Regions from separate parts of the Mus musculus genome. Here all the other regions are linked to region 2. Evidence: chromatin loops called from intact Hi-C (ENCODE). Cell type or tissue: left cerebral cortex. All regions are shown on one strand. Links, peaks and the distances in the headings refer to the core of each region. The heading gives the core; the rest is flanking DNA. Region 1 overlaps A730036I17Rik (RIKEN cDNA A730036I17 gene). Region 2 holds the start of AI847159 (expressed sequence AI847159). Region 3 overlaps Ttl (tubulin tyrosine ligase).

The links. A loop is a pair of places that touch in the nucleus more often than their neighbours do. Peaks named below come from ENCODE experiments on the same cell type or tissue, not always from the same donor. Only the 100,000 strongest peaks of a DNase experiment are listed, where the experiment ranks them.
Region 1: it touches region 2 in a loop (3-fold over the local background); 4 of 42 quality-filtered maps call a loop at or near these places.
Region 3: it touches region 2 in a loop (2.2-fold over the local background); 2 of 42 quality-filtered maps call a loop at or near these places.

Annotation. Positions count from the first base shown.
Region 1 is chr2:129,227,439-129,237,853 of GRCm38, forward strand. A730036I17Rik (RIKEN cDNA A730036I17 gene) reads left to right here. Exons shown (of 5, transcript NR_045838.1): 4 at 4,371-6,347; 5 at 7,507-8,168. Among named protein-coding and RNA genes, the nearest start is that of A730036I17Rik, 14 kb to the left of the region's middle. In left cerebral cortex, for the core only: no CTCF peak of the experiment used is centred there; DNase peaks (open chromatin) are centred at 4,759, 5,277 and 7,816; H3K27ac peaks cover 481 bases.
Region 2 is chr2:129,175,424-129,185,838 of GRCm38, forward strand. AI847159 (expressed sequence AI847159) reads right to left here and starts at 5,250. Exons shown (of 3, transcript NR_045264.1): 1 at 5,031-5,250; 2 at 4,787-4,836; 3 at 2,725-3,460. It overlaps Gm39932 (a long non-coding RNA gene), which reads left to right and starts at 7,180. Exons shown (of 2, transcript XR_866734.2): 1 at 7,180-7,331. In left cerebral cortex, for the core only: a CTCF peak has its summit at 6,287; a DNase peak (open chromatin) is centred at 8,309; H3K27ac peaks cover 1,510 bases.
Region 3 is chr2:129,083,993-129,094,407 of GRCm38, forward strand. It overlaps Ttl (tubulin tyrosine ligase), which reads left to right. Exons shown (of 7, transcript NM_027192.2): 6 at 5,002-5,145; 7 at 8,949-10,415. The coding sequence ends at 9,063. Gm46764 (predicted gene, 46764) reads right to left here. Exons shown (of 3, transcript NR_168333.1): 2 at 9,984-10,415; 3 at 8,781-9,708. Among named protein-coding and RNA genes, the nearest start is that of Gm46764, 12 kb to the right of the region's middle. In left cerebral cortex, for the core only: a CTCF peak has its summit at 1,170 (motif pointing left); DNase peaks (open chromatin) are centred at 1,183, 5,604, 6,045, 6,592 and 2 more places; H3K27ac peaks cover 3,582 bases.

The DNA.
Region 1 (10,415 bases), core at 1,275-9,274, 52 kb after region 2:
ATGCTCTGAATAGAGTTGCCTGGAAGAGACAGAAATCCCTGATGCTTGGGGGAGAACAAAACAGCCAGGGCCAGAGCCCTGTGAGCAGGCAGAGCTGTGGGCTCCTGGGCAGGCTGCCCTGGCTGCCCTGCTCATCCCAGAATCCCCTGGCAGATCAGAGGCAGAACCTTTCTTCCTAGAGGTTAGAGAGGCTTCATTTCATTTCTCTCTCTCTCTCTCTCTCTCTCTCTCTCTCTCTCTCTCTCTCTCTCTCTCTCTCTCTCTCTCTCTCTCGTGTGTGTGTGTGTGTGTGTGTGTGTGTGTGTGTGTATGTGTGTGTGTGTGTGTGTGATGCTGCCTGGGGTTGTGGGCAGCAGAACTGTATCCACGCTATGAGCAGGCACCTGTATCCTGCCTCCACCCTTCCCCATCCCCACTTAGTGCCTGCAGGTCAAAACTCTGCCTCCTCCCGGTCTGCTCTCTGCAGCTCCTTCCCTCTGGGTCCACCGATGAGCCTATCTGGCGCCTTTTCACCTATCAGCCCCAGGCAGATGCAGGCCTGCGGGCCCCACCCCAGCAGCACTGCCTGGCCTTTAAGGTGCTCTGCGGGTGATCCCATCTTGCACTCTGCCAGGGTCTTTCTTGTTCCATTTCTGCCTGATTTTCAATAAGATTATATTCTTAGGAGGACTAGAAAAGGAGGAGGAAGAGGAAGAGTAGGAGGAAGAAGAGGAAGAAGAGGAAAAAGAGGAGGACACAGCTGGGAGAACAAGAAATTATTTAAACGGTAATATAAAACTGCGATAGTGAAAATAGTTGAATACTACTAGCCCAAGAACAAGCATTGTCTTATTGGATTAGAGTTGAAAATTATGAAATAGACATACATGCTATGAGAATTTACTCTCTGGGGAAAGTGGGTAAAGCCTAAACCAGTGTTTCTCAGCTGGGGCTGGCTTCTCCTGCCAAAGGACAATTTAAAGTCCGAGTTTGAAAAGATTAGTCAGTGAACCCTTTAACCATCTCTAATAAGGTCCAGAAGAAAACATTTATCCTTGTGATAAGAATTTTTACAGGGCACAAGTAATGGAAGTAATATCAGTACAGGTAACCCACAGTCATACAAGGGCACAGATCAGCCACATACAAAACAGCAGCTGTAATAGAGGAGGCAAAGAGTTAATGTCCTCAATATGTAAAGAGCTTGCAAAAATAACTAAGAAAATAAAAGATCACAATAAAAATGGGCAAAGGAAATGCATGACTAGGAATGTTATTTAAAAAAAAGAACCACAGAGCCCAGGCCTGGTGGCACACTGGCAAGGGCTTCCAGGGCTCGGGAGGAAAAGGAGGAAATGGTTTGCTCAAAGTTCAAGGCCAGCTTGAGTTACATAGTGTGGTCAGATCAGGCAAGGCTCCATGCAAAAACCCGCAGTAGGGTGAGGGAGGGAAGATGACGGAAAGAAATAAAAAGAGGGAAAGAAAGAGTGAGTGGCCAGCCAGAAAGCACCGTGGTACATGCCTGTCATCCAGCACTGGGAGGCAGGGGTAGGAGGCTCCACACTTTGAGACCAGTTACCAGTGGGGCTTCGTAATGTGACTGACCGTTTCAGCGGGGAGGGGACTACCGAGGGCTAACAAAGGGTCTTCAGTCTTCTGCAATGAGCAGAATTTTGTGTCTTTATTGATCTGAACAAGTTGAGAAGCAGCTAAAAAAGATACCATCCTGTGTCCGCATCGGCGTAGCATCCAAGAGAAAGGCTTTCTTGGATGATGAACAGTTGTGCGGTTACAGCACTTTGGGAACCATAGACTTTGCATGCAATAAAATGCACCCATTTTCAGTATATGGCAAGATAGAATAAGCATGCAGACCAAGGTAAATATAATCACAGTAAAGTTAAGCAAATTTTAACTGGTAAAGTTCAGGATCTGTCACCGTCCACGTCCCCTCTTACTTACTCCTTTGCCACAAGCCTCACCGGTACTTGCTTTCCTTTGGTCTTTTCTAGAATTTCATGGAAATTAGAGTAGGCAATTGTGCCTGGGTCTTTAATCCCCCCCTTTTTTTATTGCTGAGTAATATTCTGTTGCATAAGCATACCATAATTTTTAACGACTTTCATTTTTGAGCTGCAGTGACCTTTGGAGCGGCTGGCGGGCTGCAGATGGGATGCGATGGATCTTTGCACATCCTCTCCTTAGATAAGGGAGGTTTCTTGCCTCTCAGAGTCTCACATAATGAAGAGTAGATCTAGCCTTCTGCTTCTTGTTTAGTGTATTTAAAAATATCATTATTGCACACATAAAAGAAACAAACTTGAAGATGTTCAACTAAAAAAAAAAAAAAAAAAAGAAAAGTATAAATTGTCCTATCAGCTCCACAAATTGATTTAGATGTTAAAGAGACCACCAATCCCTCACCACTTGCCCCTTAATGGGCCCACCATTTTTTTCTAGAATGCATACTTTATCTTTCCCTTTATGTAGACATTAATATATTTGTAGAATAATATGTTGCCTTTTACTTAAAAATTTCAAAACATTTAAAAATAAGACAAGCTAGGCAGTGGTGGCCCATGCCTTTAATTCCAGCACTTGGGAGGCAGAGGCAGGCAGATTTCTGAGTTCAAGGTCAGCCTGGTCTACAGAGTGAGTTCCAGGACAGCCAGAGCTACACAGATAAACCTTGTCTTGAAAAACAAAACAAAACAACAAATTTAAAAAGTGGCTGGAGAGATTGGCTCAGTGGTTAAAAGCACTCACTGGCTGCTCTTCCAGAGGACCTGGGTTCAATTCCAACACCCACATGGGGGCTCACAACTTCTGTTATGACTGCAGTTCGAGGGGATCAAACAGGCTCTTCTATAGTCTGAGGGAAATGCTCATACATGCACGCTGGCAAAGCACTAATACACATATACCACCACTACCACCACCACTACCACTACTACTACTAAATACTAAGAACTAAAAATAAAACCGTATTTCCATGTTCTTGACTTACACAGCAACAGGACACTCTCCCTTATCCCTGATACCTGGATTTGCTTGTTTGTTTGTTTGTATGATGTGTGTGCATGTGCACACTGCAGAGACAGAGCTCGGTCATTCTGCTTTGTCATTTTCTGCCTTATTCCCTCGAGACATCCAATGGAACTCACACTGTTTGTCAGCAAGTGTCTTTACCCTCAGAGCCACCTCACTGGCTCCAATGAGTGGCTTTTACAGAGAGCTTCATGCCACCAACTTCTGAGTCAAATGCTGTGTGGGTTTATCTGATTGGTGGAGCCCTGGTCCATGTCTTCCTATAGAGAAACTGGGAACTCCAGCCTCTGGCATTTCAGCTTGTATTGTGAAGGGAAGTCTGCCTTAACATAGGGGCACAGAATTTAGGGGCACAAAAAGGATGGAAACTGCCTACTATGGTAGCACCCTGCAAAGTCCCAAACATCACGTTTCATCTGTCCCCAGTCTTCCTCTCCTTATTCCAGGTCCCTCATCCTCACCTTGGGTTGTGAGATGCCCCTTTCTCCTTAGATGTGCTCCAAAGGCAGATGCTTAGGATTTAAGGATCTTCCCCTGCTACATACACACACGCACACACACACACACACACACACACACACACACACACACACACACACGAGAGAAAGGACTGCAACACACATGCCTATCTCACCTGAGGATTGCCATACTCTGTGTAATGCCTGGGACCTATTCTTAACTGTAGAGAGAAGTCCATTCTGTTCTCACACAGGCAGAGTTCTGCCTTTTGCTCATTGGCATAAAATAGTGAATGGCTATATATATGTGTGTGTATATATATGTATACATATATATATTTGTATATATGTGTGTGTATATGTATATATATGTGTGTGTATGTATACACACATATGCATACGTATATATGTGTGTATATATATGTATACATATATATTTGTATATATGTGTGTATATATGTATAGATATGTGTGTATACACACACACACACACATATAGGTCTTTTACAATTTCATAGATACCTATAGTAGTTATATATTTTTTATTATAGTCCCTTGTTATCTTTGCTTATTGCCTTTCCTTTCCCACCAAACTCTTTCTTTGTTTCAGTGACCTCCCTCCTACGTGTGTGTGTGTGTGTTTGTGTGTGTGTGTGTGTTTGTGTGTGTGTGTGTGTGTGTGTGTCTGTGTGTGTGTATGTATGACTAAACCACTGAAAAACATGAAACCCACAAAACCCCACAAGCAACCATTATCCATATGGTCTCAGATGTGTGTGTGTGTGGGGGGGGCACCTCATTATTCCCTTCCCCAAACATGTTGGAATATTGATGAAGGAGATTTCATTCTTTTTAAAAACAGATTTTATTTTTAATTATGCATAGGTTGTGTGTATCTGTGCATGTTAGTACAGGTGTCAGTGGAGACCAGAAGAGCACACTGGATCTCTTGGAGCAGGAGTTACAGATGGTTGTGAACTTTAAATTCAACTGAAGTCCTTTGGAAGAACAGAGCATGCTCCTGGCTACCTAGCCATCTTTCTACCCCTGAGACGAGTGCTTTCTTGAAAACAACTTCTACTGGACATAAGGCCTCCTCTGTCAGTCCTCAAGAACCTGACCAGAGCTGCACCCCTGTGCCTGTCATTAGGGAGCTTGCTTAGCAGCAGAGGAATCCTAGTCCTTCACACCTCTGGTGTGAAGTCCTACTGTGCCAAGTGGGCTTCCTAGGAGCAGTTTCTAGCCAAGTCTCCATATGCTTGGTGGGCGGGTGTGGAAACCCGGGTAAGGCTTGGCAGGAGATCTGCAGAGGGAGCTGTTACAACCCAAACAGTCACTGTGTGCACAATGCTTCACTCACACGTCTCTTCCATATGCCTGGAACCAGTTACTGGAAACTGCAAGACTCTGTGCAACCCCTCAAAATGACAGAGAAAGTGCCTGGGACTCACGGGACAACTTGGTCTAATGTCTCCTAGGCATCCTAAAAGCCACTGAGTATTTAAATTATCATACAGAGGGAAATATACCCAGGTCAGTCCTTCCACTATTGGACTGAAATAAAGATTTTTGGTTGCCCGACTTCTTAGCATTCAGGACTTGCTCTGGATGTGACAACTCTCTTTCCTTCTGATGAGTTTCCAGTCCAACGTCAGATGCGGTCTGGAAGGAAGCATTTCTCACAAGCCAAGTGTGAGGACACGTGCTCCGTGCGAGCCACAGCCTTTGGACTCCATTCTGGACTTTGACTGCTGCGTGGAGTAAGGCTGGAACTAGAGAGATGTCACTGTGCTGACTCACACTGCACATGCTCCCAGACAGTGAGCGGGATCCCCACTGAGGAGTGCAAGGCTCAAGCTGATAGAACCTGGCCACTGGCTCTGCAGTGGAAGAGAAGGTAGCAAGGACAACCACAGGAGCCCCCCTCCCCAGTTCTTCGGGGTCTGCCTCTCTCTCCCCTCCCTGCTGTGGACCACCTCTGTTGCCTGCTGCCAAGGAGCCCTCCTGCCAGCCCAGCTTTCTTTGCTCCATCCTCCAGAGCCCTAGATTCCTGGGTCTCACCCACAGTAGATGCTGGGCCAGATTTTCCCTGCCTCTGTTGACTTCCGTCCCTGGGCACTCTGTGCAGCTACGTGTGAATGGATGAGTGTAAGAGAGAGGACCCAGGAGGCAAAGAGAGAAATGAGCGTATGAAGGGCCGAGTGCTTAGCTGATGAACACTGAACTTCTGAGACTTAAAATATTCCAGAATGTTCTCCCCTTCAGCTGGACGATGTTACTATAGGATCTTTAGACCCTTTGAGAAAATGAGAATATTCCTATTGTGAACCTATTGTGTCATTTGGGTGTTTCTTCCTAATGCTTAGCAAAGAGAGCATTAGTTGGAGCTCTGGCTCAGCAACAAGCACATTGGGTGCTCTTGGAGAAGACCCCATTCAGTTTCTAGCACCTATGTGCTGGCTTACAACCATTTCCAGTCCAGGGGAGTCTGACGCCCTCTCCTGGCTTCTGTGTGATGCATAGACAAACATGGGTAAAACACCCATGTGCATAAAGTGAAATGGAAAGGAAAAAAAAGACCAGGTAAAGAGGCCTGGGAAGATGTCAGCAGGTAGAGTTTGCTGAGCCTCAGACTTCTGATCTCAGAATCCATGTAAAACCTGAGCTTGGCAGTGTGTGTTTGTAACCAGCCAACGGCTTACCAGAGACTGGCAGAACCTGGGGGCTCGCTGGCCATACTGTCTAACTGAAATGATAGTCTCCAAGTTAATCAAGAGACTTAGTCTTAAAAATAAGGTGGAGAGTGAGAGACGATGACACCTGATGACCTCTGGCCTCCACATGTGTGTCCATAGTACATAGGTGAGTCCTCTCCTCCAACACATGTGGGCATTCACACACACACACACACACACACACACACACACACACACACACAGAGGAGAGGGTGAGGGGAGAAGGGAGAGGGAGAGAGACAGAGACAGAGAGAGAAGAGAGGAAGAGGAGAGAGAGAGAGAGAGAGAGAGAGAGAGAGAGAGAGAGAGAGAGAGAGAAAGAGAGAGAGAAGGGTAAGCACAGAGAAGCACAGAGAGGACACAGGCTCCGTGCTTCAAAATAAAGAAAAGCATGTCTGAAGCTGGGTTTGAGAGCCGGGGTAGCAGGCAGGGCATTCCACCTTCCTTGACGCTGACGTTCTCATTGAGGCAGGACATCCAATCCCTCCCGTTCTTTACTTTGGGGTGAGGAGCTTTGACTGTTAGTGCGAGTGAGTTCAGTCCCCATGCTGCTTTTCTCCAATAGAAGAAGTGCGTCTGCTTTTCTGTGGCCGCCCTGAGGTCTGAATCTTATGGTGACAACAGCAGATAAAAGCGGCTTTGTCTGGGCAGCTTCTTGAGATAGAGCAGAGAAGAAGCTGGGCCTGTCTTTAGACTGAAGTCTGTGATAAGCCTCTGAGCTCAGAGACACAGAAATGGTCTCTGTGTGCCTGTCTAAAGCATTCTGTCTGTCTGGGCTGTTTTGTGCTGCTAGGCTTTTTTGTTTGTTTGTTTTTGTTTTTAAATTTTATTTTGAGATGGGGTCTTCCTGGCTGTCCTGGAACTCACAAAAGTAGACCAAGCTCGTCTCAGACTCGCAGAGGTTTGCTGACCTCCGGAATGCTGGGATTGAAGGTGCAGGTCACTGTGTTCAGCTCTCGGTTAGTTTGTCTTGTAAACAAAATATCATGGGCTGAGTAGTGAACAGTAAAAAAACCTTCCTCCTCACCTTCGAGAGACGGGGCAATGGGAGATCAAACCATTCTCTGATTTATAGGCACTATACTGAATGGTAGCTCTCCAGTAGCTGTTATGAGGGCAAGTTCCAATTCCAGAGGCTCCTACCACATGACCTCATCTTCTAAACACCCCACTTCTATCGCAACCAAGTGGAAGTTAAGCATTTTAACAAATACATTTGAGGTGACATAAGTTAAGAGCCTGTTAGGCCATCTAAACACTCTCTGTCTCTGTCTTGTCTCTGATAGTTTTCAACTTCCTCTTTTGCACCTGAAGCCATACAAGAGCATCCCCAGAATGGAGAGTAAAGGGACCTGGCAGGACCTGGAGGGGCTTCCTGCCTGACCATTCCGCATCAGCCTGCATCTGACCCTGTCCCCTGGCTAAGGAGAAGCACCTGTCCCTTCTGGAACAGGCAGCTCTCCAGTGAAAGCTGAAAGAGCTCTGTCAAAATTAGGCCTGGAATAGAAAAAAGATGGGGTTCTGGGAAGAAGAGAGGAAGCTGGCTAACCCGGGTGTGGAGAGCCTTTTGGGGTGCCGCTTGGCAGGGATCTGACATTGGCCAAGGACAAGGAATTGGGCTGCTTGGCAGGAATCTGACATTAGGGCATGGCAAAGAAGACAGTTCAGGCAGGGACCTGACGTTGGCCAAGGACAAGGAAGTAAGAATCTGGTTTTAGGGTAGAACAAAGAAGTAGGCTCTGATATCTGGATCATCCTTAGAAACAGCATCAGTGGAGAGATCAGGGGACTTGGTGTGTATTGTCTTGCTTGTTACTTGACTATTTATTGTCTCGCTTGATTCCTCATTGTACTACTCAACACTTGCATGTAATTAAAATGGTATAAAAGCAGACAGGAAAAAAATTAAACCGGCCTTTAGTCTCAGAAGTGACTGAGGTCATGCTACAATGTTGTCTAATTATCTTTTTCCTTTTTAATCCTCACCCCCTTTTTTTTTTCTTTTGGTTTTTCCTGTGCTGGAGAACCTGTTGACTGACTGAGTGGGCTTGGTCAGGTGGCACCCCAAGCTTTATTGGATATAGTGGTAGAAGCAAATTTATACCCCAACCCCCAAGATTGGAAAGGAATTTTGGAGTAGTTGTTGCTCCAGAAAAGATTCAAAGGCAATATATTTTTTAATATTTGGGGCCTCAGTTATATCCTAGAAAAACTGTGGCACAGAAAATTCAAGAAAGAAAGGGTGACTTACTTAATTCAAATTATTTTCCAAAGCTTTGAGGAGATATTAATTGGCTAACCTTTGGCGAAAGGAACCATTAACATGGATTCATCTTTCTTTGTCTCTAAAGAAAGTTTTAACACCTTATTATGAAGCTATTGCTGTATTAATACAGAACTGTAGGATAGAATCATGAAAATATTTTGAGAAAGAACTTGATGAAATATTTATTCCTTCTTCCAGACAGCAATTAAATGGGTTATTGCAAAATACTGATATTTGGCCTACTGCGTGTGCAAATTTTTAAGGCAAAATTGATAATCATTATCCAAAAGACAAGTTGTTAAATTTGCCTCTATGCTTTTGTATTCCCCGTAAATTTACGCATGCAGCCCATAGAAAATGTGCTTATTATATTTACAGATGGTTCATCTAATAGGAAGGCAGCACATGTGACTGAATAACATGTTCATTCTCTCCGTCTCCCCCACCCTCAGTCATCTGGTGTAGCTGGAGAAGTGGGAATGGAGGGGCTGATGTAGTCAGGGGAGCAACAGAGGCAAGGCAGAAAGGGCCATGGTGGCTTTAAAATAGCTTGCACTCTCCACACTGTTATTCTGTGTGTGGAAGTCTCTTCTGCTTTGTTGGGAGAATATCAGGCGGAGTGGGGAGGGTAAGCATTTTAGCATATGAACTGGACAGAGGAGACTGCCTGTGACCTGGAAGGGAGACTGGGGTGGGCATGATAGGAGTGGGGTGCCTACAATCTGCTGCTCCCTTGACTCCCTAGAGAGTCACTCTCTTCACCTCCAGGTCTTCAAATTCCTCTCCTGTGTTTCTATGGAAATGAGGCGCCCAACCTCAGCAAGTGCTTGAGGCAGCCTTCTTACTCTGTGGTTATTGCTTAGAGGGACAAGACAGAAAACTTTTAACCATCAGTTTCTCCTAAAAGCAGCAACTTGGTGGGAAAATAGGCAATGGGCAAGCAGGTGAAACGGACGCACCTCAGGGGACATCTGCTTATCCTCCAGAGGAGTTATGTGCTCCCAAAGGGCACAAAGAATGAGTAAGAAATTCTGTCCTGCTGGGCGTGGTGGTGCACACTTTTAGTCCCAGCACTTGGGAGGCAGAGGCAGGCGGATTTCTAAGTTCGAGGCCAGCCTGGTCTACAGAGTGAGTTCCAGGACAGCCAGGGCTATTCAGAGAAACCCTGTCTCAAAAAACCAAAAAAAGAAAAAGAAAAAAAAAAGAAGAAGAAAAAAAGAAAAAAAGAAAGAAATCCTGTCTTGCTGGGCATGGTGGTGCACACTTTTAGTCCCAGCACTTGGAGGTAGAGGCAGGCAGATCTCTGTGAGTTCAAGGCCAGCCTGATCTTCACAGTGATTTCCAGGACAGTCAAGGTTCCATAGTGTGATCCTGTCTCACATAAGCAAGCAAGCAAGCAAGCAAGCAAGCAAGCAAGCAAGCAAGCAAGCAAATAACCAAAACAAACAAACTAAAAAACCAAGATAAACCATGCAGAAGAAATCCTCAAGCAAAGCTTTTGGTGAACTTGGGGTCTGTGTTGCTTTTAGACTGGTCCTGCAGCTACTCAGAACGCTGGATGGATTTTGTACACAATAGCATTTCAAGGAATATAGTATCCTGGGCTCTAGAATGCCTGTGGGGTTTCTAGAAGACTGATCTACCTTCCTTCCTTCCTTCCTTCCTTCCTTCCTTCCTTCCTTCCTTTCCTTTCCTTCTTTTCATCTTATAAGCAGACAAAAAAACAAGACAAAACAAAACAAAACAACACCCCCCCCCCACACACACTGTACCTTTTCTATAGTAACATCACAAAAATAAGAAAATGTTCACTGGAGTGATAGCTTGTGGTTGTGACCCTAGAAATAGAGACAACAGTAGGAAGATTGTCACACATTATGGGCTAATGTGAAACCCTGTCTCAAAAACAAAAACAAAAACAAAAAACCC
Region 2 (10,415 bases), core at 1,351-9,350:
TTTAAGAAAGAGAGAGGGGGGAGGAAGGAAGGAAGGAAGGGAGGGAGGGAGGGAGGGAGGGAGGAAGGAAGGAAAGAAAGAAAGAAAGAAAGAAAGAAAGAAAGAAAGAAAGAAAGAGAGAGAGAGAGAGAGAGAAAGATGACCATGGGTTGAGTTGCATCATTGGTGATCAATTACTTCCTGATTTAATAGAAGAGAAAGTTAAAGGTCCAGAGAGGAAGAGCTGCTGCCTACCCAAGGAGGGGTTCTATGCCCTCTCTTACTAGAACCTGGCATGTTAATGTCGTGGTACCCTGGAGGAAAAAGGTGAATATAAGCAGAAGTAGCTGGACATGGTTGAACTTTCAGATCTGTCAGGCTGGTGGCTGCTGATTAATCCGAGATTACCTCATTTCCTTCCTTAGCCAAAGACAGCTTGTTTGGAGAAAGCAGCCTCCCCTAGGGCCCAGGGCACTCCTTTTCCTCAGTGAGTCACAGCCTCTGAACCCACTGTGGACAGCCTGACTCCAAGGCAAGAGTCCTCCCACTCCCACTTTTTCCAATGGACACTCCTGTCAGAGGCACTCCACTCCTTCAGCCATCTCTCTATAACTTAAACTAACTTACTCAGACATATTATATTCGCCTTGAAATGGGATCTTATGGGTCCAGAGGATTGCCAGTCTTCAATTTTTTTTTCTTCAAAGATTTATTTATTGTATGTATATGAGTACACTGTAGCTGTACAGATGGTTGTGAGCTATCATGTGGTTGCTGGGAATTGAACTTCAGGACCTCCGCTCACTCTAGCCCTGCTTGCTCTGGCCCAAAGATTAATTTATTATTATATGTAAGTACACTGTAGCTGTCTTCAGACACACCAGCAGAGGGCGTCAGATCTCAATTATGAATGGTTGTGAGCCACCATGTGGTTGCTGGGATTTGAACTCAGGACCTTCGGAAGAGCAGTCAGTGCTCTTAACTGCTGAGCCATCTCTCCAGCCCCAGTCTTCAATTCTTAAAGTTCATGTTTTTAAAAAGGTATAGGCATTGCTTTAGCTGGGGTTCCTATAACTGTGAAGAAACACCGTGAACAAAAGCAACTTGGGAAGAAAGGGTTTGTTTCATTCTTAGTTCTCTAGAACAGCTCACATCAAAAGTGGGAAAGGGAGGCACGCATGCAGGGCAGGAACTTGGAGGCAGGGGCTGATGCATAAAGGGGTGCTGCTTGCAGGCTTGCTCATCATGGCTTGCTCAGCCAGCTTTCTTATGTAACACAGGACCCCCCCCCCACACACACACACACAATGGGCTGGGACCTCCCACATCAATCACTAGTTAAGAAAATTCCCCACGGGTATGCCTACAGCCCAATCTGGGATTAAAGGCGTGTGGGTATTTTCTTTATTGAGGTTCCTCCCTTTCGGTTGACTTTAGCTTGTGTCAAGTTGACGTGAAACTAGCCAGCACAGATGCAGAGCGTGGTTTTCCTGCAACGTGTGCAGGACTCCTGGACGCTGCATGAGCCTGAAAAGGTCTTACAAGTGGTTTTTAGGACGCCAGTGTACACTAGCATTGTGTCCTCCTCTAGGAGGATGAGCAAGGCAGAAGCTTGGTTGTGGATACTTCTTTGCCTCCTCAGTTGCAGGGACTAGGCTGTGGCTACGTAACCCCTCACAAGGCTACGTAGGTCTCTTTAGGTCTCTGGCCAGGATTTGAAATGAAGCTAGCCCTGGGAAGAATGTTATTTCCTTGTCACTATGACTAACTCCAGTGAGGATTAACACAAAACAAATCCCTTTGTCATGGGCTGTCGCTGGTCCTGATCCTCCCAGCCAGCAGACACCAGAGGAGGGGGGTGGCAGAGTGGGAGGACAAGGACTAGAAGGAGGAGGTGGTAGTTGTGGTGGTGAGGCAGTCGTGAAAGAAATTACCTCAAGAATACCCTCTAGGGGAAGAAGTAAGAACAGGTACCTATTTGTTCAAGAAAAAAGGAACAAAAATAGAAATTAAAAAAAAAAAAAAAAGCAGAGACTAATGAGCTTAGCTACCTGCTGTAGGGCATGGCAGAGACAGGACAGGAGGGATAAAGCAGATGGAGTGGGAACAGGACTTCTAGACAGAGCCTTTTGTTCTGACATGACATTTAGGAGCCACTGCAAAATTAAAACTGAGAGTAAAATTTGGAAGAATATGGAGAACCCTAAAATCAAATGAAAAACAGAAATAAACAAATTAAAAGATAATGCCCTTTGACCTCCATCTTGCCTCTTTATAGTTAAAGCAATCAAACTTTTATGACGCATGAAGCAATTAATTAAACAATTCATTTAATCTCTGTGATTTCCTTTAGTCATGGCTACTTTGACAAGGCCTGGGATGGGTGATTTAAAAGTGCTCTAGGCCTCTGTGGGAGATGCTCCTAATCTGGCAGAGACTTGATGCCTCAGGGTTGGGGAAATACCCTGGCGGGGTTGGGGCGGGGCAGGGGGGCCCTCTCAGAAGAGAAGGGTATGGGGGAGGGTCTCTGGGGGGGCACCAGGAAAGGGGCAGCATTTGGCATGTAAATAAATAAATAACAAAAACCAAAAACCATTGAAGCCAGGTTTTTCAATCAGGTTGATGTTAGAACTCAGCTCTGAGAGCCTATTGTATATTCAGCTCTGGGACAGGCACAGAGAGAGTTAAGTGTCCCCGGGTTCCAGGAGTCTATAAACTCAGAGACAAACATCACAAGGTCACACATAAGGAGAGGAGTGATTCCTTTTATTACCCATAAACATTTAAGTGCCATAAGGAGATTTTAGGCATTTTGAGTGTTCTTTGTGGATTGGCTTCCTAGAAGATAAGAAAACTGAGCTAATCCCTGTGGGTTGGATTCAGACAGGGAAAAAGATGAGGGGAAACAAAGAGCAGAACTCACTGAGAGCAGAGGGCGCTCGGGCAGGGATGAGGAGGGGTAGACAGTCCATGCAATGGAGGAGCTCATATATAACTTTCTGGTGACCTCTTAGAGTCCTCAGTCCCACAGGAGGAAGTTGTCCACAAGGGCTGGGGTAAAGGTATTGAATTTCTGATCCCAAATCTCAGTCCTTTGGTAGCTACATCTTGGTAATGGGTGTTTTGCCTTGCCGCTTTCCAATGACTGGCTCAGCAATTGCTGAGGAAAAGGCAGACAGACAGGGGACATTTTGTACGTAGAGTGGTCAACAGTCTTTTTGCATAAGGGAAAAGGAATACGCTCGCTCTTAAGGTCCTTTACACCCTCCCCCACCCCCGAGTCTGGGCGGAGATGCAGAAGTAGGTGTTGGGCCACTCCCTGTTTGCAAAGTAGGAAATGGAATGCTCCAACCTGCTGTGATTTTCTATAGTCAACCTGTCTGCAACCGCAGGAGTGTCAGGGGAAGGGCCAGGAGACAACACTTCTCCTTCGAATTCCTTCCAGCTGTGCTGAGGCTTGGTAGTGAGAATGTTGGTTTCTCTGAAAAACACAGACATATTATAAGACTTTTAATCCCAGGTGTGGGATATGCGGCTGACGATGACTTGCCTCCTGCTCTAAGAAGGGGCGTGGTTTTGCCAGCCGCAGATACTTTCTGTTATTGTATGAGATCTGGAATTCTGGCGACCTTTCAGAGGATGTATAAATGCTAGCACCCCAATCGACGGGGCTGACTGGCCAGTTGTTGGTTCAATGTTGGTTGTTGGTTGGTTGCTATTTGTTAAATAGTTGTGCACAAAGAAACAAGAAATGAGATATCCACCGGGCAGTGGTGGCGCACACCTTTGATTCCAGCACTCGGGAGGCAGAGGCAGGTGGATTTCTGAGTTTGAGGCCAGCCTGGTCTACAGAGTGAGTTCCAGGACAGCCAGGGCTATACAGAGAAACCCTGTCTCGGAAAAAAGAGAGAGAGAGAGAAAGAAGGAGAGAGAAAGGAAGAAAGAGAGAGAGAGAAAGGAAGAAAGAGAAAGATATCCTGACTGTGAAGATCAAACTTGCCCTAAGGAACTCAACAGCCCTAATCAGCAGGAATTATCCTAACAATATCATCGCCCCCTTTCCCCGCCATCCTTTTCTCTCTTCTATCTAATATTAAGGGGTTGAAAAAGTGGAGAAGGGTAAAGAAAAAAGCATCCACAAAATAGCCGAAAGGACAGGCTATAGGGCTCAGCAGGGAAACCCAGAGAACATGAGAAGAGAAAACCCCTGTGCTTTGTGAGGGGAGGCACAGCTGAGTCTGGTAACCAGACAGCAACACTGGCTCTAGCCAGACAGGAACATACAAGGAAAATCTAAATGTAGAAATTCCTATCGGACCATGGACTCATGTAGCATACATCTTAATCAGAATCAGTAATGAGGTAAGTCTAAAAAGGCCTTGAGGTAGAAACAAAGGCAACATCTGGCCTTCAAGTGGCTGTCCTCCACTGTTCCACCCCCCTTCCCTTAAAAAATATTATATATACACATATACATACATACATTAAATATAATATAAATACTCAATTATATATACATATTTATATTTATATATCCATATCTCCCACTTTTGTTCTTCTCATCCCTGTCTGTTCCCATCACTCTGGGTCCTTTCCCAGCATTCACACCAAGGTCTTGGTAGCAGCTCCAGCCATGGGGCTTGGGGCTGTGGCTTGGTATCCGTGCTTCATCAGAAGCATACCATTTCCCTTCCTTCCCTAGCCAATGTCAGAACCAGCCATCAGGCCTAAAGAAGGAGGTGGCTTCTCCCATGACACCCCTCAGACTGTGGTTTTTACATCCTGTGCTGGTGGCCTTTGTACTTACCCCATCCGGAGCTTTCCAGATGTGGTAGCCAACTTTTGTTTTTCTTTCTCCTAGAGCAAGACACAGCTCTGATAATATTTGTATACTATTTGAGGAATGGATATTTTCCTTTAAGTCAATATTTTCAAAACTTTTTAAACCCCCACCCACACAAAGAAATACATTTTATATTATGAACAGTTTACACACACATACACACACACACACACACGCCTTACCACAATTTTCAGGAAATAATACTCACATTGTTGAATGTGCTCTGGTATTTTCTTTCATTTCAGTTTTTTACAAGGCTTCCTGTGTGGGTTTGGAGATGCAGCTCGGCGGTAGAGCACTTGCTCAGCAAACATGAAACTCTAGCACCGACACCAAAAAGCACTTGTTGGGACCTTAAGATAGAAAGCTCTGTCCTAAAGAGCAGAGATACTCCGGTCACTGTTAAACTGAGAAAGCTTTGCATCCAAACCTGGTCAGATTAGGATTAAGCTATAATCAAATGAGGGCTCTGGCCAGTCCTGCTTTGCAGACTGTGAACTTGACCTTGTTGCCAAGGAAGGAGCCTCTCCAGGGTTAGCTGACAGTGGCGATGGCCTCATGGTCTGGATATAGGACCTGCTTGTGCTTTTTGTATTTTTCCTCTTTGGTTCCTTGTATTTTTTCCTTTTGTATTGTACCCTTTCGTCTTTTTCTTTTTCTCTTTCTTTCTTTCTTTCTTTCTTTCTTTCTTTCTTTCTTTCTTTCTTTCTTTCTTTTTTTTTCGGGACAGGGTTTTTCTGTATAGCCCTGTCTGTCCTGGAAATCACTTTGTAGACCAGGCTGGCCTCGAACTCAGAAATCCACCTGCCTCTGCCTCCCGAGTGCTGGGATTAAAGGCGTGTGCCACCACACCTGGCCCCTTTTCGTATTTTTCTAGGGAGACTTAGAGGGATCCAGCAGGCCATGGAAGGACAAAGCAGGCCACTGTCTCAGAATGACAGAAGCTGTCCTTGGCCAAGGAGTAGAGAGTTAACAGTGGGTTCATAGAGCTCAGGAATGCCTACAATAGCATGTTTAGATTTACTAATCTAAGAAATTAAGAAAACAAGCCTGGACTTTAGAGACGGGGCGGGGGGGGGGGGGGGGGCGGGGGGATACAAAGTGGCTCTTAGGCCTAGAGAGGCAGGAGGTGATTGGACATTCAACGGGAATAGTGGCAGGTGATAAGCAGTTGCCCCTCCTCCTGCCTAGCATAGCCTCACCTTGAGCAAGAGGTGAGAGGAATGCAGGGCTGGGGAAGATTATTCCAGTCTTCCATCCCAATATAGCAACATTCCAGCTATAAAACCTTTTAGTCAGTTAAAAATAACTTCATAAAACATAATTGATATATAAATCATGAAATTACACTGCAAAGTGTTGTCATGATTCTGTTTGTGTCCTGGTAACACTACCTACACATCTTGTACAGAGAAAGACCTTGCAGACATGGGGGTGGGGGAGCGGCTACTTTCTAGCCATTCCGATAGGGGGCACTCCACCTCCATGAGGAAAGCTGATAAGAACGATCCAACTATGATTTGGCCGAGGCTAACTTACCAGGGTCTTTGTTCTTTTAACTTTATCAAATACTTTCTAGGATAGCAGTGATCAGTCTGTCAAAGGGACAGCACTGGGCTGGAGAGATAACTGATCGCTCTTTCAGAGGACCTGAAGTCAGTTCCCAGCACCTACTCCGTAGCTAACAGTCCTCTGTAACTCCAGTTCCAGGGGAACCTGACACCCTCTTCTGGCCTCCTCCGACACAGTATACATATGCTACACAGACATACATGCAGGCAAACCCACACATTTTTTAAAAAAGATCTCAAGGGTGGGAGAACGAGGGGGAGGGAATTTAAACTTTTTGAGTCAGGGTCCAGGATGGTCTTGAACTATGAAACCTAGGACAACCTTGAATTTCTGCTCGTCCTGTCTGCACCTCCCAAAGGGCTAGGATTACCGGCCCACACCACTAAGCCCAGTTTATTTGATGCTGGAGATCAAACTTGAGGCTCTGAACAAGCTAAGCTAGCACTCTACTGAGTGAACTACATCCTCAACTCGGGAATTTCATCTTTATACTGAATTTGAGGGGCTGGTGAGACTGTTGTCCAGTTAGAGTACTTGCCTATTCCACTGACATGAAGACCTGGGTTCAGTAACAGGACACACATGCACATACAAGCACACACACTCGCACATGCATGCACAGCAACTCTGTAAATGAAACCAAAAACAAAAGCCTAACCATTTACCTAGTGCTGCTTTTTTTTTTTTTAATGTAGAGTAGTTATAACCCATCTGTAGTAGACTGTGTGCCTCAGAATTCCAGTGTTGAGTCTGACTCCAAATATGGTAGCATCAGGAGGCAGGCCTCTGAGTGGTGATCAGATAATAGAGTGAAACTTTCATGGGTCAATGCTCTCATAAGAAACTCCCAGAGAGCTCCCTCAGTCTTCTGCCATGAGGACAAGAAAGAGGATGGATTTCTGTAGGTCAAATGATGGGCCTTCAGGAGACATAACCTGTGAGTATTCTGATCTGGAATTTCCCAGCCTCCTCTGGGCAATACATTTCTGTTGCTTAGAGTCCACGGCGTACTGTCTTAGCAGTCTGCATAGATTAAGACACTAATGTGCTCATTGTTTGCCAAATATAGGAAGTGAGGATGGCCCATGTTCCCGTGAGCTTTCACTTTAGTGAGGGAGACTGGGATGACCTTAACCCGTGGAATAAACAGGTCCTGAGCGGAGACTAGAGCTCTCTGGCCCAGGATTCTTCCAGCTGAGGAGGAACCCGTGTCTTCTGAGACTTGAGTTCTCGTCTGTAGAATTCAGGTAGCTTCATTGTTGCTCAGGATTGGTACAAGGCAGGAACCAGAGGGTGGGCTGTGAAGCAGATAAGACTTCTGAGGAAGTTATTTTTTCCTAATTTTATGAATGGTGGCACTCAGTAGATAATTATGGGAAAACCCCCAAGAAATAAAATATAAAAATCTAAGCTTACCTTTTGCTAAATAACTGTGTACAGCTGCGCAGAAGGGAGTGGTGGGAAGGACAAGCCAGCCTGGGTACAGTCGATGCCCCCCCCCCCCCCCCCCCCGGCCATGAAGCAATGGAAAATAAAGCTGGTCTGGATGGAAGGCACAGTCGTGGAAAGCCAGCCCTGGCTAGACAAAGCCTTCTGGATTCTGTCCCATGGGCAATGGTAGAAAATCATGGCTTAATTGTGTGGGTTGGTTCCAGAGAAGTGTAGAGCCGGGGACAGAGCTGAAGATGTCATTAGATGAGCGGTTAGACCCACGGAGCAGACAGTGCAGTAAGGGCTGGAGAAACCAGAGTCTAGTCTCGGTGCCTGGTTTCCATTCGGTCTCGTCTTCTCCATCTGCTTTCTCCTCCTGCTCGCCTCCTCCTCCATCCCCACAGCCCACACCAGGCTCTCAATCCTCTACCACTTAAGTCAGTGTGTTGATGGCACTTAGCAAACGCTTAGGATGATCCAAATGTTGCCAGCATCAGGAGCTCAGGCGGGCTGCCTTTGAGTGGGTCATGAGCTGAGGAGAGGCAAGCCCACTCTTCTCTTTAGTGAGAAAGGCGGCTGGGAGTCTAGCTCACAGGAAGCCCGGGCCCTTGGCAGCGCCTGACGTCAGGTGCGGTGCAGCTGCTTTGGTGAGAAGAGAAGCTGACACCTCTGGGCTAGCTGAGGGCCGCTGCTTCCTCTGCTCGCTCTCAGGCTGAGGAAAACAGGTCATCTTGCACCCTGCCAGACACCAGTGCCTCTGGGGACCCAGCGGTAGTGAAGTATGGAATGGCTGCAGGCACCTCAGTAAGGAAGTAAAAGTGGTGATTCAGTCTAGTGGAGCTGAGTTGGCTCTGGCCATCCTGGGGCCTTCTGCCTTCCTTGCTACCCCATATCTTACTCTTCCTGACTCGTCCTGAGCTTGTGAATTCACCAATTCCTCAATGCCTGTGCTCTGACTCCAGGGCACAAAGGTGTCCACCTCAGTATTTTGCTGGGATATCTCTATAAGTGCATGAGAGAAGACAGCTGACCAACCAGACCCAGGGCTTGGCTAGGTGACACCTATGTTTTGAGTTAAACGTGCATAGAAGGACCAGACATAAGGATGACGGGTGGGAGGTCTTCATCACTAGGTCACATGCCACACAATGGACTGATGATGATTGTGGTAATGGCACTAGATGGCTGTAAGCCATGTAGTCTCCTAGCATCCAAATAATCCAGGACCGAGGCAGGAGTGGGTGTGGAAAGAGGCAGTAACCTGGGTAAAATCTCAGGATGTAGACTGCCCAGACGTGGAGTTCAGAGACTCAAAGAGCAGTAGGCTTGAAGCCTCAGAATACCTACCTGGGAGGGAATGCCCATCTGGTTATTCTCTCAGGGTGTGGCTCCGGAGACGGCTGCTATACAGTGGGACTTTTGGCTACTTTGTGAGTTCTTTTTTCTTTCGCTCTTCTTCTCCCCTATTCTTCTACCCCAGTAATCCCCTAACACTAGGTAGGAGAGAAAAAAAGGATAGAGGGGAAAGGGGGTGACGTTATCGTTAGACTACTCCCTGCAGTTTAGGGGCTTTAAGTTCCTTGGGGCAAATTTGATCTTCGTCTTCAGAATATCTAATTTTTTCTTGCAGTTGTTTCTTCTTTGTGCATGACTACTTAACAAACCACAGACAACCACCAAGCAGCCAATCAGCCCCTACTTGTGGGGCTCTGGCATGTATATATCCTCTGAAAAGTCCCCAAAATTCCAAATGTCATGCATTTGCAGAAACTATGTGCAGCTGCAAAAACACACTTCTGCTAGAACATGAGGCAAATCATAGTCAGCTGCTGTGGACAATCTGAAGCAGTCCTATGTCCCACACCTGGAATTAGAATGAAAACACATTCTTGTAATATTTGTGTTTTCTTAACGAATCCAGAATTCTCACTCCACTGCTGCTCTGAGTCACTGAGACTTTTGGGGTGACTGTGCTGCAGTTGTTGGAAGAGCTACATAGCTTGAATTCAAGTTGGTGGGGAAGAAGGTACAGGTTTAGTGGAAACGGGCCTAGTGATTTCAGTGCACACAGATTAGGTGAGATTCTACAAGGAGACTGAGGAGAGACAATGAGGGCTGGCAAAGGAGGCTGCTGTGGCCTCAGATAGGTAGAGAGTACACAGAAACCATTGGAGACTGTGTTAAAAAGGAGCCTCACTTGGGCTAGAGAGATAGCTCTGTGGGTAAAATGTGAGGACCTGAGTTCACTCCCCAGCACCGCGAGTGGGGAGTGGGGGGTGCATGATGGTATGTACATGCAATCCCAGCGCAGGGAAAGCAGAGATATGATCAGCATCTCCGGGGCTTCGCTGGCTAGCCTGCTTCAGGGAATCGGTGAGTTTCAGGCCTGTGTGTGCGCGCGCATGCACACAGACACACAGACAAGCACACACATACATACACATACATACACACACACACACACACTCGCATACTCACACACTCATACAGGGAACTCCATACTTAGGAAGTCTTATAAAAAGGCTGAAGTGTTTGGGCGTGGAAGGTGACATGGAGATGGAGAGGCAGGAAGCCAGTGGAGAGGCAGGAA
Region 3 (10,415 bases), core at 816-8,815, 92 kb before region 2:
GTGACTCACAACCATCTGTAATGGGATCTGATATCCTCTTCTGGCCTGCAGTCAGATAATGCAAGCAGAACACTATATACATAATAAATAAATAAATCTTAAAAACAAACAAAACAAAAAAGAAGAGCAGTCAGTGCTCTCAACCCTGGGCCATCTCTCCAGCTCAGGCAAACTCCTTTTAACCCAGTATCTGGTGAGCTAAATCAGTAGGGGTTGAGGGCTTCAGCTAGCCTGGGCTATAGGATGAGACCATGCCCCCAAAATAAGTAAGTAAATTTATATAATGAGACCCTGCCCCCAAATAAGTAAAAATACATATGTAAATAAATAAATTTATATTTTAAGACCCTGTCCCCAAAATAAATAAATGAATAAATTTATATAATGAAACTCTGCCTCCAAAATAAGTAAATAGGAAGGAAGGAAGGAAGGAAGGAAGGAAGGAAGAAAGGAAAAAAGAAAGAAAGAAAGAAAATAAGAAAGAAAATAAATCCAGCATCCTCAGAGAGTCCTTTTAGCTCCCTTAAAATATGATTCCTTGACAAAGGTAGCCTTTCCTTCCCATGTTTATGTCTATAGAGTTATGGGTGCTCATTTTAAATGAAATTACTTATGGCTCCTGTTTTAAGTTCAGCTCTTGTTGACACCATATTGCTATATTTATCTGCAAAGCACTAGTTTCTTTCTTTATTACTATGTGTTATTCCATTATGTGACTATTACAAACTGTGTGCCTTCAGCAGTTGATAGACATCTGGGTTTTATGCCTTGTATTTTATTTTTGCTCAGCCGGGCGTGGTGGTGCATGCCTTTAATCCCAGCACTCGGGAGGCAGAGGCAGACGGATTTCTGAGTTCGAGGCCAGCCTGGTCTACAGAGTGAGTTTCAGGACAGCCAGAGCTATACAGAGAAACCCTGTCTCAAACAACAACAACAACAACAACAACAACAACAACAACAACAACCACCACCTATTTTTGCTCATCTTTCATTTTGTTTTCCTTCTTGTTTCTTACGTTTCAGACCTATACTTTAGTTATAGATTTAGTTATAGGTCTGGTAATTATAGGATGGTTAGAATTCCTACAAGAGAAAATAAAATATGCAGAAGGAATCCCCACTCTAGGAGCCTTTTATTGGGCACTTTTGCGCCCCCTGCTGGCTGTTACCTGAAGTGCAGGGGTGCTCTCCTGAATGATGCTCACAACCATCAGGTTCTCTTTTTCCCCAGCCAACCTCCTGCTGGCTCCCACTATAGTCAAAAAAAGGTGCACTGCCTGCAGCTTCAGTCAATGAAAGCCCTTACTCATCCTGACCTCCTAGCAGATAAAAGGTGTGGTGTGTGGGTCAGATTGCACCACTTGCCTTTTTAGCCTTTCCTGTTGTTTCCCCTTTCACTAAACTTCTGACTTTTAAAAATTATGTTTTAGGGAGCTGGAGAGATGGCTCAGTGATTAAGAGCACTGACTGCTCTTCCAGAGGTCCTGAGTTCAATTCCCAGCAACCACATGGTGGCTCACAACCATCTGTAATGGGATCTGATGCACTCTTCTGGTGTGTCGGAAGATAGCTACAGTGTACTCGTATACATAAAATAAATAATTCCTTTTAGAAAATTACATTGTTTAAATATAGTTTAATCAAAACACTTTTAAATGAGCAAGGTGTGGTGGTGTGTTTATCAATCTTGAGGCACCAGAATCGAGGAGAGTGGAACAGACACGTGGGCAGATTTACATCTCATGCTACAGTCAGCTCTTTTCAGCACGTCAGACAATTTATACTGTGAGGGTTGAGAAGAGTCACCTGAATAGAGTGTATGAAAGACCCACAATGTGAGGACTCCCCCACGTTCTGACTCAGGAGAGGCGACACCCCGAATCACTCACGAGAAACGGTCTTGCTGCAAACTGCAAGAGGACTTTTATTCAAGAGCGCTCTTGGGCCTACAGTCATACACCACGCAGGGGTAGAGGACAGTAGCGCCCCGAGTAGCTGGGTAAGGGGGTATTTAAAGGAAGAAACCACAACTCAAGGAGGTGGGGAGGGCATTGTTGGAAAATACCAAAAATACCAGTTAAGAGTCACAAGGAAGTGCAAAGTCACAAGAGTCACAAGGGATACCAGGTAATTGTGGGGGTTATTTCTCAAGACAGTTTCTAAGAGCCCCTAACAAAAGCACCTTTGCATAGTGGGTTCCAGCAATGGTCAGGGTGGGTCAGGGTGACTTTCTTTGAGTGAACACTCCATGAACCCAGGAAGAGGGTGGATGGAGGAATGTCGCTATCTGTTTTATGATTAGCATACCTTGGAGCATTGAGTCACAGAGGTCACATTCTCAAGCCTGGGTCTAAAGGCCTAGAATTTTGCTTTTACCTTATACTTTTTCATGTACAGTCACAAGGACAAGTCGCACGAGGGGAAAACATGCTTTTCCATAGAGGCATATAAACAAATAACAATAGCCAGATGTAACGTATAATCTAATGTAAACTCACTCCTATCTGCTACACCTGGGAGAAGCAGGAAACCATAGTCCAAGAATACTCGTGGGTTTTGAGTAAATTGAGACTCTTGTCTTCTTGGTGTTTTCTCACAAGCCCTCAGAATTCTCCTCGATGAGTCCATTCTTGGATATCTTTAATCCCAGCACTTGGAAGGAAGAGGCAGGTGGATCTCTGAGTTTGAAGCCAGCCTTGTCCACATAGAGAGTTCCAGGCAACCAGAGCTACATGAGATTCTGTAGCCAAAACAATGACAAAGAACAAAAGCAAAAAACTTCGCTTAAAGTACTTTTTCATAGAGAAAACGCTTTAAAATGTTTAATAGAGTGTTCTTTCTTACCTCTCCCATGCCTGGTTTTGTTTGTGAGGTTTTGTTTGTTTGTTAGGCAGGGTTTCTCTGTGTAGTCCTAGCTGACTTGAAACTCACTCTATAGACCAAGCTGGCCTCAGACTCAGAGACCCACCTGCCTCTGTCACCCTGAGTGCTGTTGGGTTTTTTTGTTTTATTTTGTTTTGGTTTTTTTAAAAATTTTTTTTCATTTGTCTGTGTATCCCATGTGTGTGCAGTTGCTGGCTAAGGCCAGGAAAGGGCATTATGTCTCTTGGAGCCAGAGTTAACAGGTTGCTGTAAGCTGCCCCAGTATGGCTGCTAGGAACTGTACCTGGGTCCTCTAGAGGAACAACAAGCACTCTTATCTGCTGAGCTGTCTCTCCAGCTCATTGTTTGTTTTGAGATAAAAAAAATTTACATAATCCAGATTGTCCTTGAACTCAAGATTCCTTCTTCCTCAGCCTCTTGAGTGCCAGGGTCACAGATGTGCCATTAGACATGGGTTATCAGCAGGTGTTGGTGCTACAAAATGAAACTATATGGTGGCACTTTCATACATGCTGATAACGTACTATGGCTATACTCACCCTGTCCCCATTTCCCCACCTTACTAGTCTTTTTAACTCCTAAGTAATATATGTGTGTTTATTGGCATCAATGGTAAAGAATCAATGGTGTGCTAGTTCATAAGAACAATGTTTATTAAATTTATTAAATGATGCCTAGATCTGGTTGTGGAGACACAATGTTTGCTGAAGGAGGCAGAGGCAGGGGGATCATGAGTTCAAGGCCAGCCTGGGCTGCATACACATTTAGCTGGGCCTGGTGGCATAGGCCTTTAATCCCAGTATTAGGGAGCCAGAGGCAGGAGGATCTCTGTAGAGTTCGAGGTCTATTTGTGAGTTTCTGGACAGTCAGCACTACTTAGAGGTCACATTGAATATCTTATCTCTATGAACAGTCTAAATGCTAGGTGGGAGTAGCTACTATTTCTCCTGACTTTGTAGATAAGGAAACAAAGCTGGCTTAGGAAATTCATTTGAAAATGTAGTAGTATACATCTATAACCCTCTGGAGTCATCTGAGGGTTGCCATCAAGTTCAAGATAAACCTGGTGAGTACTAGGCCAGCCAGGGCTATATAGCCAGACCAGACCTCAAAAACAAATGTCTAAGACTGTGGCCTGTTTTTAGACAAGATTGGGCATGTTGAGGGTAGTGTGACAATAGACCTGGCCTGTCTTTAGACCTCCTCTGTTTCTTCAGTATGCTTGAAGTCTCAATGTTTACTCCTTTCTGTGTTATTAAACTTTTTTAATTAAAAAAAAAAGTAGTTGGTGCTAACAAGAATTCTGTCATAGATTTCAATATTTAATTTGAATACTTGTAAATGTTCCATTAGCAGTAGTTGGCAGAAAATCTGGAGCTAGCAAGAGAAATCAATGCTGCCCAGAATTCTCTTTTTTTATGTATATTTTTATTTTATGTATATGAATACACTGTAGCTGTCTTCAGACACACCAGAAGAGGACACTGGATCCCATCACAGATGGTTGTGAGCCTCCATGTGGTTTCTGGGAATTGAACTCAGGACCTCTGGAAGAGCAGCCAGTGCTCTTAACTGCTGAGCCATCTCTCCAGCCCCCATGCCCAGCATTCTCTCTGCAACTTCTGCTTTACCAAGTGCCAGTCTACTCTTCACATGTCAAAATACATGAATGTAGTCTAGGGTGATGGCTTGGTTGATAAAGTCATTTCAGCATGAGGACCCAGTTCATCCCCAGCACGCATGTCTAATAGAGCCTCGTGTGGTGGCTTGGAACCCAAGCACTGGGGATGCAGAGACAAGCAGATATCTGGGGCTCACTGGCCATTGGTAATTCTCACAAACAGCAGCAGCAACAGCTAGTGACATCTGCACTGATGGAGATTCATAGTGACTTGGTACTGAATTGCCTGTAGTGGGGCCTGAGCTAGCAGCTTTGACCTGGAACAGGGGCGATTGTATGCATACCTAACAATTCGTTTGATGAGTAGCCTTCTCTTGAATAATCTGTTGGTAAATTCATCAATTTAAAAAGACTATTAAGTTGAAGCCGATTCCTATGCACACTTGGTATAGGATCTTCTGATCGGCATAGCCTTATGTGTTCCTTCCTCCTCCCAGGAGCTGCCTCATGAGTGTGGAGCCCGCCATCAGCACCAAACACCTCCCTTACCAGAGCTTCCAGCTCCTCGGCTTTGACTTCATGGTGGACGAGGAGCTGAAGGTCTGGCTCATTGAAGTCAACGGCGCCCCAGCGTGTGCCCAGTAAGCCCAAACCCTTTGCCTGTGTTGACGACCAGAAGTTGGGTGTACACCTTGGGTAATCTGACAGGTTCAAGCATGGACCTTTGGTTGCTGTCAGGAAAACGTTGTCACAGTGAGGGGAGTCCTTTAGTAGACATGATCAACATGGCAGCCCTGCCTGGTGGGAGGGGCTTAGCTGAGCCATTTCCCTGTGGTTCTGTGCTACCAGGGTTTCAATTAAAACTAAGCTGGGTATAGTAGGTTAGACCTGTAATCTTAGTACTAGAGAGGCTGAGACAGGAGGATCACTGTGGGTTCAAGGCCATACTGGATTATACAGTAAGCCTGTGCCCAAGATGTTTGAATGAGATCCTGCCCGCAAATAACAATAAAAATAACACCACCACCACCCTAAACTGTTAGAGAAGCCCTGGCACCATCATGTTCATGTGACAAACTGAGTAAGCTGGCCTGTGAGTAAGAGAGACTGTGACGTTCAAGGGCTTCTCAGGCAGGTGGCCACACAGTAGAGTCTGAGCTAGGGTGTAAGGCAACAGGGCTCAGTCTCCCCAAAGGCAGTGGGGGGACTGTTCAGGGAGACACGGGGACCGTGCTCTGTGCTGTGTTGTTTCCTCCTGCCCCTTCTATTAAAGACCCCTGGCTCCAGAGCACTGTTCAGTCCTCCATCCTGATGTCTTCTACCCTCTTCATGCTCCATGCCTCCTCCCCTGCATGGCTGTGGGGCTCACACACACACACACACACACACGCGCGCGCTCATGCACACGCACACACCCTGCTCCCTACATGAACCAGTCCTTGGACTACAGCATTTCCAGGGCTGTCCTGTCTTCTTCCAAGAAGTATCCTTAGAAATGATGGTTCCTCCTTTTGTCCTCATTTCTCTGTGGCAGCTTTGGAGGAGGCCACCTCCCTCTTGCAGAATCTTTCTTCTCTTTGGCTGATTCAGGCCCTCGTATATCAGATAGGGCTGACTATGGGGTCTGTGAGCAAGCTGGAGTCTCTCTTCCTCACCAAGGACCTCAGGTTCTGGTGCTGGGTGGCCTGGGCCTTCTGTTCCATCTCCTGTGTGTGTTTTTGTTAAACTTCATAATAAAGCCACCAAATTAGAGCAGCTTCTGAATGCTAGGCCCGTGTCTGCACCTGCCTTCCCCAGGTCCTGAGGATGACTGTGGGTCTAAGGGGGAGCACCCACCCCCGTCCTCCTCCCCAGACTTTTCCGTGGCTAAGGCAATGGAGGAGCTGCCATCTCCCTCCTCGGGAACTGACACCCTGCTTCTGCTCCCACAAGCCCAGTCTGTGGGTCCTGTGAACTCTGCCTCTGGCCTCCTTGGTCCTCTGTCCCTTTGTGTCTGGTACCTTCTGTAATTGGGGGGAACTTTTGCAAAGAGCTTCTTCACTGGAATTTCTATTTCTGCACCACCCCCATAAAATCCTTCCTTCCCAGAGCAGCCTGTGTGAGAAAATAGAAACCACACCCCTCCCCCCCACCCCCACTCCCCGTGACGCTGCCGCCTCATCTCTCTCTGTCACCCAACCAAAGATGCCATTCCCTGTGACAGCTCTTACCCACTGTGGGTCTTTGTGCTTCTGTGACCTTCCTGTGGGGTCCCTGTCCCCCTCACTCAAGTTCCCTGTTCTCTACTCAAAGCTTTAGTATTTCTTCCATTGTATTAGTTGTTAACAAACAGCTGGTTTTTGTTTTCTTCCTGGAATGTTCACACCACGCACGATGTCTCCAGCTTCGTTTTGGTTTGGTTTGGTATGGGTTTTTTTGTTTGTTTGTTGTTTAGGGTTTTTTGGTGGCTTTTGAGTCTGCACCCTGGCTCTGTGCCTGCCACACAGTTCTCTGTGCATTTTCTTTGAATGAGCAGATGGTGCTTCCTGGTTAACAGTGTTTTCCGTTCACCTATCCTTTTCTTTCTTCCTTATTATTGTGTGTACAGGGACACAGGTGTCACAGCGAATGTCAGGGGTAGCTTTGTGAAGTCAGTTCTCTCCTTCCGCCTTTACGTGGGCTCTGGGGACTGAACTCAGGTGGCCACACTTACGCTGGCTGCACTGTGCCTTTGCCTGAGGAGCCGTCTCACCAGCCCAGCACTCACCTGATTTACAGTGGCTTGGGTTTTAATTAAGTAGAAACATCTTTATATTGTCTCTATTAGCAAGAAATGTAATGCTTAAGTGCAAAAGATTTCTTTATATTGGGCCCAACCCAGATTCTTCTAGCGACGTGGTTTATTTGTGGATCCAGTGATGTGGGCCTAGTGGTGTGTGACACCTGTGCCACCCTGACTCTTCCTGTGCCACCGGGGTTTAAGAGGCCACCTTGAAACTGGCCCTTGCTCCAGCTCTCCTCATGGGAGATGCTCACAGCAGTAACTTATGTGCATGGCATATTTTTATAGCCGTGGTTCTTGGTGAACTAACATCTTCACTGAAGGGCTTCCATATCTCTGTCCCTTCAGCAACAGGAGCTTGAGTCATTTGGCTACCAGATTGTTGAAAATGGGACTAAATTGTGTAAGTGGGAGGGGCTGGGGAGTTGGGGAGTGGAGAGAGCATGGAGCAGGACTGATGAAGGTCAGCTAGCAGTTAGGACTTCCTAAGAGAGAACATGGAAGCATGGCTTCCTAGAGGCTTTCTAACAGGGTAAAATACAGACCTGGCAACCTAGGAGATAGAGGTGGGAGAGAAAGTTCTGTGATGGGGGCAGGGAGGGGCTGCCAGGTGAACATGTCATTAGACAACAGGGATAAGAATGGCATAAGAGAAACTCTTAGCCAGTGGAGTTGGCACACAGCGACTTCTGGGGATGAGAATGGTTAAGACCTTAGGCTAAGGCAGGCTGGTCTGCACTCCTGTCCTTTGGTCGGGCCTCTTGGGTTCCCAATGCCTCCTGTGCAAGTTGCAGGCATATGTTTCCTCACACCTCTGGCTTCTGCCTGCGCTAAGGGTCAGTCCCAAGCAGTTGGCTCTGGGGACTCATCCTACCTATGGAGTCCCACAAGGGAACCAGACAGACAACCTCCCCACACACTGTCATAGGGAGATGGGAGGGTCTCTCCTTTGTGTTCTGCTGTGCAGCCGTGGGTGTTAGAAGTCAGGGATGCTGGGGCGAAACCTCCCGTGTGCTGATTAGAATTACAGGAAAGGGAACTAAGATGATGGGGTTCTGTTGCCCCTAGGGGAAGTTAAGCCCACTGAGCCACATGACCTTGGGCCTACAATACGCTTGCTCTGCTCTCAAGTTCCGTTTCTCCTATGTATCCTGAGTTCTTCAGTCTTGTTGGTATAGATTACTGCTCCCCTCGCATACTGCCCAGCATGCGCACCCACACAGCCTCCTTCCCCTTCTCCAGACCCTCTGTCTCCTGCCTCTCCTTCCTCTGCTTTTCTACGCTGTCATCACTCTTTGTCAGATGACTCTTTATTTCCTGAGTCCCATCTCAACTGTCAACTCCACCAGTCTTCACTAGTGTCCCTTTTCTCTTAGAAGGTGTTGATTTTCCTGGCCGATGCCTACCCCTCCTTGTACAGCCTCACAGACAGGTGAGCCAGGCTCCTGATTCTACTGAAATTACCTTCTCTGCCAGTCATCAGGAGCTCCTTGTTCCCATCAAGGCCTTACATGGTTTATCTGTGTGCAGAGCCTCTTGTGGGTACTTTATTCACAGAGACGAGTTTTTCAAAAGAGGAATTTCTAGGGCAGATCGTCACTGAAATACACACACACACACACACACACACCATACCCAGCTTTGATGAACAGCCTCAGTGACATCTTTAACAACTTATTTCAGGAAACTCTATGCAGAACTGTGCCAGGGCATCGTGGACATAGCCATATCCAGTGTCTTCCCACCCCCGGACACGGAGCAGGTGCCGCAGCAGCCGGCTGCGTTCGTCAAGCTGTGAAGCACCGGAAGGCACAGAGCCACCTTGGGAAATGTACGGGGTCCTGCTCCAGAGGAAAGAGAGAGAACTGGACTGCTCCTTGTCAAGGCATGCTGGGGGACAGATGTGCAGGAAGAGTGTGAAGAGATGGCGGCTGTGGAAGAGCAGCTGAGCTGCCCACAGTGCTGTGGAGACCTTGGGAAGCTGGCGCAAGCGACTGAGAGGGAGAGCCCAGCACTTCTCTGAAGGGCTGGGACCAGGGATTTGTTATGGCGTGATCTGATCCTTTGAGCGGTTTCTGGCCTTGGATGGTACTGGGAACAGAGCGCCTTCTCCCCGGGATGCAGCCCAGGGGCCTCTGAGGGGGTGTCTGCTCACCTGCTGCAGCTTTAGTGCCTTAGTCTGTGCATGGTGCAGCCTCACTGGACACAGACTGGACCTTAGAGCATTTTAGAGGTTGCCACATGTTCCCTGCGACACTATGTCCCGCTGAACTCTGGACCAGCATGCATCACAGTCCGGGCTGTGCCCTGGCCTGTCAGTGAAGGCCTCTTGCTTGTCACCATCCCGGTGGGCTATGAGTGAGCGCCTGCCAGGGGTCCTGTGGACGCCAGTGTATGCTGCTCACTGCATGTTTTAGAAACAAAAGCCGCAGGCCTGACGAATCTGCAAGCATCAAATAAGCATGAGAGAGAGAAAAACAAAAACAAAACCATGATAATCTTACTTTACTTAAAGGGATGGGTGGATGGGTGGGTGGGAGGGAGTCTCTGAAGAGTCTTGAGTCTCAGTTATCTTTGGTTTAACCAGAATTCTGAATGCCGCTTTGCAATTTCTCTCCCCTTTATCCCCCCACAACCCCCTCCCCCCACCTTTGAACCTTTGTAGCAATCCTTTCTGGGAGTCAGAGAAGGTAGAATCCTTTTCCTCACACTCCTCACCTCATAGCTCTCCCCATGCGGGGCCTCCTTGGCTCCAAGGGCCTCTGCAGGAGCTGGAGGGCCAGGTTCCATTCCAGAAAGGGCCCAGTCTGCATATGCATGTAAGTGACAGGAGAGACGCCCTCTCAGTGAGGGTGTGCCTGCCTGAGTGAGAAAGAAGTATTTTTGGAGCTCTGCACTGCTTCTTTTAAGTGTCCACAAAAGTGTACCATGAGATGTTGTTTCTGGGTCATGGGTCCATTCATATTTTATAGACTTCTAGGGAGCCCGCTTCCATGGTGGTGTCAGGAAGAGTCTCGTGTATTCAGGGTGAGCGTGTGAACAGGCGCTTCTGAAGAGTGTCCTGGAACCACGGCAGACGAAGCGAATCTGCCCTTCTCCCCAGAGCACAGTGTGTTCTTTGCTGGTGTAACCGTGTGCGTCTTCATTTGC